Linked DNA regions of Mus musculus: region 1 is linked to region 2. Evidence: chromatin loops called from intact Hi-C (ENCODE). Cell type or tissue: left cerebral cortex. All regions are shown on one strand. Each heading gives the region's core, and the rest is flanking DNA. Links, peaks and the distances in the headings are about the cores only.

Region 1 (2,500 bases), core at 1-2,500, 180 kb before region 2:
TGTGTTTGATTTTAGTTTTTTGAGACAAGGTCTCTTTGCATGGCCCTGGTTGTCCAAGAACTCACCATGTTGACCAGTCTGGCCTTAAACTGAGAGATCAACCTGCTTCTGCTTCCTGGGTAGAAGAAGGGTTTTCTGTTTGTTTTTTGAATGTTCTTTTATGATCTTTATTTAGCATGTAGTATTGGTGAAATAATATAAGTAAATAATATTAATCAGAAGAAAATAAACCTTTACTGACTAGTAGGTAAGTAGTCTCTTCTAAAGTCTATCATTTAGTGAAGAGTTTCTGTATTACGTACGAAGAAACCAGGGGCCAGAGTGATGGTACAATGGCTTAGAGCACTTATGCTCTTGCAGAGGATCTGGATCCAATTCTCAGCACCCATGTAGTGGTTCATAGCCATCTGTGACTCATAAACTTCCAGGGAATCCAATGCCGTCTTCTGATCTCCATAAGAACAGGCATGACATGGTACAAATGCATACATAAACTTCATACACTTAAATAATCTAAACAACATATATGTAGTGTTATTTATTTACATTCATATAGGTGTGTGTATATACATATATGTACATATATACACACACATATATATACATATATACATATATATACATATATATGTATATATATGAGAGAGAGAATGTAAGAACCAAACACAGGGGCTCATAACTATAATCCTAGCAGTTGAGGGGCTGAAGCAGGAGAATTGTCATGAGTTGTCACCAGCCTGAGCTGCTTAGTGAATTTCAGGTTAGTCTGGGTAAAACAATATAAAAAAAGACTCAAAGCTTTTCCATGCAGCAGATTCTCGTATTTCAGGCTCATTTATTTAAACTGCTAGTCCTCTGGGCTTGGGAGTTTTGGCAGCAGACTATATTCTGGCTGGCTAAAAGCGTGCTTTCCTGAGGCAGCCAGAGCCTAGCTCTCTCAGCTGGGACCTTGCCAAACAAGGAGCTTTCTCACCCTGACCAGCAGGCTGTGCTGTGTCAGCTAAAACAGCCGCCGGGCTCTCCTCAGGATCTACACTCCTTTTCTGATCTCTTTACACTCAGAAGAGCAAGATAAATGGTCAGGGTGTGCTGAGCACCTGTTACTGTGCGATCAAGCTTGGCCCCATATACACCAGCTTCATGAAGTCACAAATCCGTGAGCTATTACATTGTCATCCTTATCATACAGCAAAGGAAGAGACTGAATCAGGGAAGCAGGAACCAGCTACCCTGTGGGAAGCCAGGATGCAGTCGCAGTCCTGACTCCAAACACACTAAGAGCAGGTCATTGCTTGCTCCCTCTCCCTCTCTTCCTCTCTCCCTCTTTCTTCCCTCCCTTTCCTGCATTCCCTCCCTCCTCAGATTGTACTACTTGGAAATATTAAGTGGCATTAACATGTAATAGGCTTTAACACAGCTGATTCAGCTATAGCACAAGATAGTATATACTGCTAGGGCACATGTAATGAATTCGAAAGTGCTCTGGGAGTGCCAGCCAGATCCCCCTAAGATGAAATGTAGCCAAATAGTATTTCTGAGTCATTAACTAGTCATCTTTCCCCATAAAGCAAGGAGAGGAGGCGTGTAAGGAGAAGTAGCAAGTGTCGGTATGTATTTAACTTTGTGGTGTGATGTCTGCATGGCACCTCATCTAATTTGCACAGAGGCTTTTGTGGTATATTAGAGCAGAGAAGTGCTTCCTCTGTCGTGTCCCATTTTGTGTCCTTGGCTTGAAGGGATGAATCATCATCTCCAGAGGCCGTAGCCTCCAGCTCGTTCCTTGCAATTAAAGGATAGAAAAGGGTTGGTACCCTTGCTGCATGCCAAAGAAAGTTCTCTGTTAATTGGCCACACTTCCCAGTGTGTCACTTACTAATAATAATGAAAATAATACCTGTCATATACTAGAGAAGGCTCTGTTCCAAGAATCCTGCGTCACACATTTATAAACCTAGCCATTCTTCCCAAACTTAGGAGATAGTTTTAGTTCCCCCATTACACCGATGAGATCCTAAGGCCACGTATCTAGTAAGCAGAAGAATGAAGGTTCAAGCCCAAGCTGTCTGACTCTAATCTACTCTCCTTTCCTAATTATTAATTTGCTCTGTGCCTTACTGCGGCTCCAGTCCAAGCCAGGACCTCCTCCGCTTTGACTTCCTTGAGCTACTTGGGGGCTCAGAAAGGCACATATGAGACTATAGACCATTTAGCATTTTGGAGTTGTATTTTTGAGAACGTGCTCATGTTGGCCTCGAACTCTTAGAAATCCACCTGCCTCTGCCTCCCAAGTACTAGAATTAAACTCATGTGGTACTTGTGAGTAGCCCATTTATAATTTATTAATGAAGTTTTTATTTTAAAAGTTTTCTATGTCTTAAACTCCATAAATTTCCGCTTGTGTTTAAAAGCCTTTGTCATAGAAATTGTGAGAAAACAGGTATTTTAGTGGATTTCTGAGGCCTTTTCTGTTGTTACTGGAATGTGATATTGATTAGTTAAT
Region 2 (8,707 bases), core at 2,778-5,277:
AGCCATGGATGGATCCTCTCTTGTGCCACGTACAAGAGGCCCCTAAGTACTCATGCACTAACTTAGAGAAGGGCCATAGTACAAAATGGTGCCTCGTCAGAGTTGGACCAGGTAGGGAAAGGCTTACCCTCCAGATGGGGGAACAGGCTGATGTGCACAAAGCAGCCATTGGGGGTTCTGAGTGGGGACAGTTAGGTAACAGGCAAGAAGAGGCTGCCCTGGTGATCAGGGATCCTGTTTCTTTTCCATCCATACTAAGAGCTAAGCAGAGGGTCCCTGTGCATCCCATCAAGTGTTTTAGATTTACTGTGGGCATGGCCTCCTCTAAGAAGTCTTCCCTAATGACCTTTCCTTTAGTTACTCCTGTGCTGTGTCCTAGGAAGAAGTCCTTTTCAAGGTCACCAAGAGAGAAGCTGTATCGTGTTTTAAGCTGGATCCTTGCTGTGACCTGGCAGCCTCTTTGTAGAAAGAAGGGCTGTTCTTCACTCAGGCCCAGTGCCAGAGCAATGCTGAGTCCCTGCAGCCCGCTCACTGGGGCTTTAAGGAGGCCAGACAGAATAGGAGGACAACGTGCTGCTCCTCAGTCGTTCCTTTGGAGTCAGCAGCACACAGCCATGCTGGGCATATGGTCCACGCCAAGCTGAGCACTGGGAAGTTGCTGGGCACTGGACTTCAGGTGCAGATGCTTCAACGCCTTCCCCCAAACACTTATTTTAACTATAAGTAACAGTTGAGTGTGCTTTGGTAATATATCTTCCAACAGCTGTCTTCTCTTCCTTCCCCTCCTTCTTCCCTCTCTCTTTTTATCCTCTGATCACTCCTAATTCTTAGGCAATGATATTGTGATGCAGATGCTGAGAAAAAGGGTTCTCTCTAAAACTGTGCAAACAGCCTTTTCCCTTGGCTGCACTTATGGCCAAGTCCTCTGCCTGGCTTCTAGGGTGACCAAAAGCATTAGGCGATGGGATGGGTGGACAGGCTGGAGTTGAGTCTCCTGTGTTCCAGGAGGACTGCAAACAGAAGGCAGGGATGGGGGAGCTATGAGAGAGTCAAATGTCTTCTGAAACAATTTGTCCTCTTTGTCCTTCCCTCTCTCTCAGGGTGAAAAGCTGGTGAGAAGGGCCTAGTCTTCACTCTCCTTTACCTTTAGTTTTAGTGGAAATCACCAGAACAGCCATTCTCTTGGAGTAGAACAGTTGAATACAGCTGCTGCGGCTTCTGGTGGGATAACACTCGTGCCTTTCCTCATACCTTGCTGCTTTACACCAGAATTAGTGTGTTTTAAAATCCTCCCTGCAGCCTGGGCACAGGCCTTTTCCTCTCAAAGGGCCTGACAGGCTAGAGGGGAAGATAACAGCTCCCTGCCACCCCCCTCCACCAAACTCCCCTGAACACTGAAGCGAGGCCCTGAGTAGAAGCCCTGGGCTTATTTTCCAGTGTCTGGTAATCTCGTATCTCTGTACTGCCTTTGTGTCAGCCTCTCTCCAGCACATTGCCTTGTTGTCCTTGAGGGAGGAAGCCAGAGAGCCTCCAGCTTCCTTTGTAACTTCCCAGTTCCTCCGCACATCTGCTCACCCACCCCCAAAGACTTGTTTTAAAGCCCTAACCACAGAATTGAGCCTCTCATTTTCGAATGAGGGTTTGTGCCCATTGCATGGGCAGCTCTGGGTTCGGATACCAGCCATCACATTCTTATTACCTCTACAGCGGTAGCAACTTTTGGGGGTGAGGACCAGCAGAGAGTCACCCCCATAAGCCTTCTCTGGACAAAATCAGTAAGTTAACAAAATACAAGTGCTGTCTCAAAGACATCTTTTCCCCTCAGAAAAATCAGTTCGTCGAGTAGTTAGGAATTCAGATCCTTATGGCCCTTCTCTGACGCTGTGTGACCCTGCGTGGTCAGAGTGGTTCTCAGTTTTCCTTTCTTATCTGCCGAATGGGAACAGAAAATGAGGTGAACTTCACTGCGATGTGAGTACTAAGTGAGATACAGTTTACCACTAATCCATACTAGCTAGTATTAGTAGCCCAAATAGGCAGGTTGCCTCATTCTCAAGGTGTTTCTGCTTTCCAAGCCCCTGCTGGGATTGGGTGGCCAGGGACAGCATCCAACTGCTGGCCCGGCGGGGGTGACCCAGCAGCTGTCCAGGCCTGGACACAGGTGTGGCCCCGACCACAGTGAGGGCGTGGCGAGCCGAGGTTTGGGCAGGCCCGGCGCACACGAGGGCGGGGAGCTGGCCTCGGTCCCGAGCACCGCACAGGGCGTCTGGGCCGTCCCGCCGGGTCGGGCCTCTCGGCTGTGGTCACGGACCAAGCGCGGGGACTAGTCACGCGCCGCGTCACCGGAGCCGTGGGCCCGGGCTGGACCAGGAGGCGGCGGGGGCGCGACGCCACCGGCCCGCCACGCCCAGGCCCTCATCAAGTGACCAGTATCCCTTCCAGGAGAACACGGTCCTTCAAAGAGGGAAGCGCGCTCCAGGCTGCAGCCCCGGCGCCAAGCAGCCGTCATCTCCTTCCTGTGCCGGGTGATCTGTCGCCTCACCCACCCGGAAAAACATAGTCCGCCCCTCTTGTCCTTGTGCCACAGCGCTAGCTGTTGAGAAGGCGCGGCTCTCTCTGACTAGTCCCTCGTCTTGTCCATGACAAACCCTTCAGGACCCACCGAGAGCAGAAATATACCCTAAAAGGAGAGCCCGGGAGAGAAGAAAGAGAGGAAGCCGAGAGGAAGGGAGAGGCGAGGCCCGCGGAGGGACACCAAGACGTCCTCGCAGTGCGCACGCGCGCCGCGAAGAACGAGTTCCGGCCTGGCCGAGGCCTGACTCCTAAAAATAGCCCCGGTGTGGGGATCCGTGCGCGGATGTCCCGGCGAGTCCCGGGCTGAAGGAGGCGGCTCCGGGCGGCGCGGAGTGCTGTGGCGGGCCGGGCCGGGGCTGCGGCGTGTGCGCGCCCGCCGGCAGTAGCGGAGACTCGGTGAGGGGCCGCGGGCGGCGGGGATGTGGCGGCGGCTGGGAAGGGGGTCGGGCCGCGCTGGGAGTGGGGGGCACTACCACGGAGGGGCTGCGAGGCCGAGGAGGGGTGCCCGCGCGGCTCCGGGCGCCGGGGCGAGGCTGGGCGTGGGGCGGCCGGGCCCTCGGGAGAGCGGAGGGGCGCGGCCCCGTGCGGTGGGGGCGGGGTGCCCTGGGGCGAGCCCGGGGGGCTGCGGGCGCGGCGGCGGGGGCCCGCGGGGGGGACTGTCGCGAGCCGCCTCCCTGTGCGCGCCACCTCTGGGGCCCCCAGCCGCGCCGCCCCGCTCCTCCCTGAAAGTTGACGGAGTTCCCAGGGGGCCGCGGAGCCACTCGGTCCATTCCTCCAGCGTCGCGGATCTCGGGGTCTCCCCGCTCCGTAAACCGCCAGTGCGGGGGGCGTCCGGCCCTGTGGTCGCACTTAAAGTTCCCCCACTTCTGCTTCGGGGGGAAGGTTGGTTCACTGGGGCGGGAGGTAGGGGGTCGAACTCTCCCGTGGGGATATCGGCGTTAGGTTGTGTGTCTGGACCTGGCCCGGGCGGTGGCCGGGTTCGAGCACCTGCGGGTGCGGGGAAAAGGTCTTGGGAGTCGGGGCTGCAGAAGGGACCCGCTCCTTGCAATCGGGTAGATCCCGCCTTAGGTCTCAGGGTGAGATGGAAACTTTGCCTTTGGGTTCGATGTCATCTGTTTTTGGGCGGTTGAGGATTAAAGATCAGTGATATTGCAGACAAGTTTGGGAAAGGTGAGCGTTTTCTGAATTAGCATTTCCCCCCTCCCCCTGGAAAAGTGTAACTATCAAATTCTTGCTCACTCGGACCTTAAATAGGTCCCTGAGCTCTGAAGCCCCTGTCATCATGATCCAGAAGGCAACGGAGTGTAGACTGACTACACCGTCGCGCTAACCTGTATGTTTACTGTGAAATTGGGATTCCAGAAATTGAAATTAGAAAGACCTGCTGCGATGTGTTGACAACTATTTTAAAACTAATATTGTATAACAGTTTTCAAGTTTGTAGCGCAGCGCATCGTGTTTCTCTTATGTCTTTCTTGAAACATCCATTACTGTATGACAGTGAGGTTCTGTAAAGCAGTAATTAGGTGTATATTACACAAGAGTACTTTCCCTTTAAGAATCCAGCTGCGTTGTTTTGGCAACTGCTAAGTAGTCTAGTTGTCAGTTTTAAAATCTATGTTACCTTGGCAGTACTTGGACAGTCTGAGGAAAAGGTAAACAAAGTAGTGTGTGTGTGTGTGTGTGTTTTAAAACACACTAAAATGACATTTCTTTTCCTGTGAATTTAGGAAATGAGGATGAAGTAACAATGCTTTTATGACATTTGTATATACACTTTAGTTTTGTTTTTGTGTATTTTTGGAGATCTCTATTTTGTCTTGTAAACGGCAACTTTTAGGGAGACATGTTCCCTTAAAGATGATTTAAATTATAGTAAATGTAATATTATACAAATGGAATGTTTACTGAGACATATCTGTATGTTGTATAAGACAATACAATTAGTATTTGTTGTCCATTAATTGAGTTGGAATTACTTTTACTTTAATTCTTGTTACAAAAGTTGAGAGGATAATGTTAAAATCGTGAAAACACTTTGAAAAGCTTAAACAGGCTATTTGCTTGCTTACAGACTATATATTAATAATTCTTGTTGTAAGAAGGTTTCCTGAGATATTCATGTATTAAAACAGTGTTTGTGAAGAATGGTGATCTCTAAATTCAACTGTACTTACCCATTTCCTTCAGTTCATACTGTTGCTACACATAAGATCATAGTCTTTCATGAAGGTAAAATTGCACTTAACTCATCCTATAAGATTTTAAATTGAAGAGCTAGTGATCAGAGAAAGGGATAGCTTTCTGAGGCTTAAAAATGATTGTAATGTCAGCATGTTGAATTATGCCTTGAGAATAATTTAATTCTCTATATAGTTTTTATGTTTTCACAACAGGTAAATAACAAAGGGCTTTTTGTTTTAGTTTTTATTTTGGTTTTGGTAAATGTAATTGGAAATAAAGTTTTTTAAATGTTGGGTTGTTTCAAATGCTGATTGTTTTTTTTTTTTTTTTCCAGCTTTATAGTGAAGGTGAAGTTTGCTAGTGTAGTTAAGTCTTAGTAGACTGTCTTCTGATTTGGGAGGGTCTACATACAGTCAGATTTGTTTTGGGGAAGTAGCATGCTTGACAGTCTGTTTGGGAAACCCTCAGTTTTCCTCTTGCATCTTTTAGTCTGGTAAGAAGAGGATTTCATTGTAACACTTAGTGATGAAATCATGGATTTTCTGAGGCATTTAAATTTCAAACATTGTGTCTTATAACATACTCCCCCTAGAAAGATAAGCTCAAGGTTCATAGGAATGTTACAAAGTCTAGTGCCAAGCTTTTTAACACTGAAGGGGCAGTGAGAATACTGCTTTGTGTATTGAAGATGATCACTAGTGCCTTTCCCCAGGATTAAAAAGGTTTGTAAATGTGGTCTTTATAAATCGAGATGTGATTTTTTTTTCCAGTTAAAGTAGTTAAAGAAGAGTAAATAGGGAAATTGAATGACTTTATAAGATAGATAATATGAAAGGATTCTGATTTGCAAACCTTGAAGAAAGATTGTTTGATTTTTTTTTTTTTTTTTTTTTTTTGGTCAGGTCTTGATTTTAGATGCTAACCTTACTACTGACAAAATTAATGAAATAACATTGATAAAATGGAAAAGAGTTGTGCCACCTGTCCCATGGCAGTAGAATTTAAATGAGATGAGTTCATAGCTCACTGCTGAGCCTTGATGTACAAGAGAGCATGTTACCCCGACTGCTCCTTCCTTCCTGCTTCCATGGGTCTTTCCCATAACCGTCTTGTATGTAAGCTAGCGTGAGAATGCGCTGTGTCACAAAGGACTTGGTCTGGAGAATGCTCATGTGTGGATTTGGATAAACTATGCCAGTGCCAATGTCAGCTCACACTCAGATCATCTGTACAGTGTTCACTGGACTAGTTTACTTTAGGTTTTTGATCTGCAATTGTGACTTGCTTCTAGTCTCAGTCTCCCTTAATTTTGTTTTAAATTAGATTAAATATAAGTAATTTTCTAATTCTTCAGTGAATTAAGTCTTGTATTAGTTGTGAGAGCTCTTTTCAACATGTGGTCTTTAGCATTTGAAACCAGAAAAAAAGTATTTGTTCAACCTACCTGAAATAAATATACTTAAAATAGCTTTTCATTAGTAAGTAACCTATAAATTTTTCAGTCTTCATTTTCCTGGTCTGTGAAGCTAAATGACTTCATCTATATTTATCTGTGTACCAGTGATAAGTGCACCCTCTTCCAGTTTACTATAATTAAATAGTGTAAGCTCATTTGTTAATTAGAAAGTATTACATTACAGCATAAGATCTGTACTGGCATTATTTAATAGATACTTTTATATTAATTTTTATAGATTTTAGCAATATTTGTATTAACTGAACCTAATTGATAAATATTGCATTTAATTTAATGTAGGGTGTCTTAATGGTAACTGAAGATAAAATCACAAGTATCTAAATTTAAAACATTAGGATGGAATACCATTGTTTATATAATGTTGTATAGTAGTAGATAATTTACGAACACTAACACTTGGTGTTATTCTTGGTTTATTCTTATTTTACATATTTGCATACATGTTTGTATATGCACCACAAGCGTGCTGCTGATGACTGTGGCAGAGAGCACTTTTCTAACATTGGTGAAAATCAGACATTAATCACTTTTCTAGCAAATACCAGTCAAGGCACACCTTTCAGTCAGGTGCTCTCTACCATGACCACATCAGCCTTCAAAGCACACACATCTTTTAATGGCTGTTTCAAATTAATGCTAGTTTTCTTTTCTAAGCAGAAATACAGACTTTGTAGATTAAAAAAAACCTGTAAAAGTTTGAGGCTTTGAGGAATGCTTTCAGTAATGGATGGTGAGTTTGTGTTATGGGAGCTGCTCTTTTCCCTTGTTTTGTGACCAGCAGTTGCATATGCAGCTGTGGCTTGGGTTAGTTTGAGATATGACTCTTTGAGCAAAGACTTACTTTCTATTTGACCTATTAAGATAGCTTGCAATGTGCACGTACTGAAAACAAGTTACTCTGTCTGGCATTGCATAATGTTGTATTTGCCTGTTTCACCTTTGGTCCTTACTCCCAGAAGTTTATCTACTATGTAAGATTGGAATGTATTTCTAAATTTCAGAATATGCAAGTTCTCTCTTTTTAAAAATTTATTTTATGTGTACTTTGGCTGCGTATGTATGTATAGCACATGTATCCTCAGAGGTTGAAGAGGGTGTTGGATCCTCTGGAATTGGTGTAGGCCACCATGTGGATGCTGTGGATAGGAACAGTTCCCCTCTGCAAGAGCAGTGAGTACATTTAATGACAGAACCATTGCTACACTTGTATGCCAGTTGTTTAAAACCAAAAACAGAAACAAAAACTTAGAAGGTGTGTGAAGGATCAGTAGAGGGCTGTAAGGCAAGGATAAGAGATTGCCTTTTAAAGTCAGAAGGTTAAGTGAAAAGAAGCAGTCTACTTAGTCCTCTGTATGTTTGAAGCTCATTCATTGTATAAAGTATGAAACATAACATCGACTACATAGAGTTGAGAGGATTCAGTAAGATGTGTGAGTGTTAATAGAATGACTGATTTTATAGCATGCAGTAATTTACCCTGCACTGTTATTTTTCTGCTACTGTGGCTGCAGTTGTTAGTCAATGGCTTACCTAATAAGATTCTTCCATCAGACTTTCTAGATACACCTCAGCCATTAACCTTTGGTTTCTCTGCCTTAGCCTAGACAAGCTGTGTGCTCTTCACTGAAATAACCATGTGTTTTCAAGGTGATGACTCCTACTTACTAACTTTCTAGCTTAGAGTTCTCTTGAGCTTGCTGTCTACTTAGACATCCATTTAGAATCTTAAACGTAAAATAGCTGAAAAAGAGCCAGATTTTCCTCTCCGTTACTCATTTTTCCTTTTTCCCTCTTCCTCCTCTTCCTCCTTCTTATCTCCTCCACCTCTTTCTTCCACTATCTTGTATTTCTATTGGTCTTCTCTATTTTAGTACATTACTTCATTCAAGCCAGAAACATAATATTCTTGTTCATTCTCAAATCTAATTCACCCACAAGTCCTGTTCTTCACAATTTATTTTCATCACATATTTTAGTCTCATTGCCTTTTCAGTCTAAGTTACAGTCTTTTACGTAATTTACTCCAGTAGCCTCCTGTGAGCTCTCTCACCACCTTCACACCTGCTCCCTCATTTTTGAGACAAACTGAGACTGGTCTTGAACTTGCTATGTCTCGGAGGATGACCTTGAGTTCCTGATCCTCCAGGTTTCATCCCTCAAGTGCTTGGAACTCAAGGTGGAATTTGGAGGCAGGAACTGACGTAGAAACCACAGAGGAATGTTTACTGTCTTGCTGTCCACGGCTTGCTCAGCCTGCTTTTGTTTGCTTATCTTTTTGTTTTTTGAGACATGGTTTCTCTGTGAAATAGCCTTGGGTCTCCTGGAACTTCCTCTGTAGATCAGTTTGGCCTCGAACTCACAGAGATCCTCCTGCATCTGCTTCCTGAGTGCTAGGATAAAAGGCGTGTGCCACCACTGCCTGGCCCGCCGCCTGCCCTCCCTCCCTGTCTTGTCTTGTCTCTCTCTCTCTCT

The links. Hi-C counts contacts between places; a loop is a spot of excess contacts. Peaks named below come from ENCODE experiments on the same cell type or tissue, not always from the same donor. Only the 100,000 strongest peaks of a DNase experiment are listed, where the experiment ranks them.
Region 1: a loop joins it to region 2, with 4 times the contacts of the local background. A loop is called at or near these places in 9 of 42 quality-filtered maps.

Annotation. Positions count from the first base shown.
Region 1 is chr7:67,547,901-67,550,400 of GRCm38, reverse strand. The region is part of intron 6 of Lrrc28 (leucine rich repeat containing 28); the gene reads left to right. Among named protein-coding and RNA genes, the nearest start is that of Gm23233, 22 kb to the left of the region's middle. In left cerebral cortex, for the core only: a CTCF peak has its summit at 972; DNase peaks (open chromatin) are centred at 942 and 1,560.
Region 2 is chr7:67,366,976-67,375,682 of GRCm38, reverse strand. Mef2a (myocyte enhancer factor 2A) reads left to right here and starts at 2,825. Exons shown (of 11, transcript NM_001291195.1): 1 at 2,825-2,970. In left cerebral cortex, for the core only: no CTCF peak of the experiment used is centred there; DNase peaks (open chromatin) are centred at 3,541 and 3,909; H3K4me3 peaks cover 2,130 bases; H3K27ac peaks cover 1,184 bases.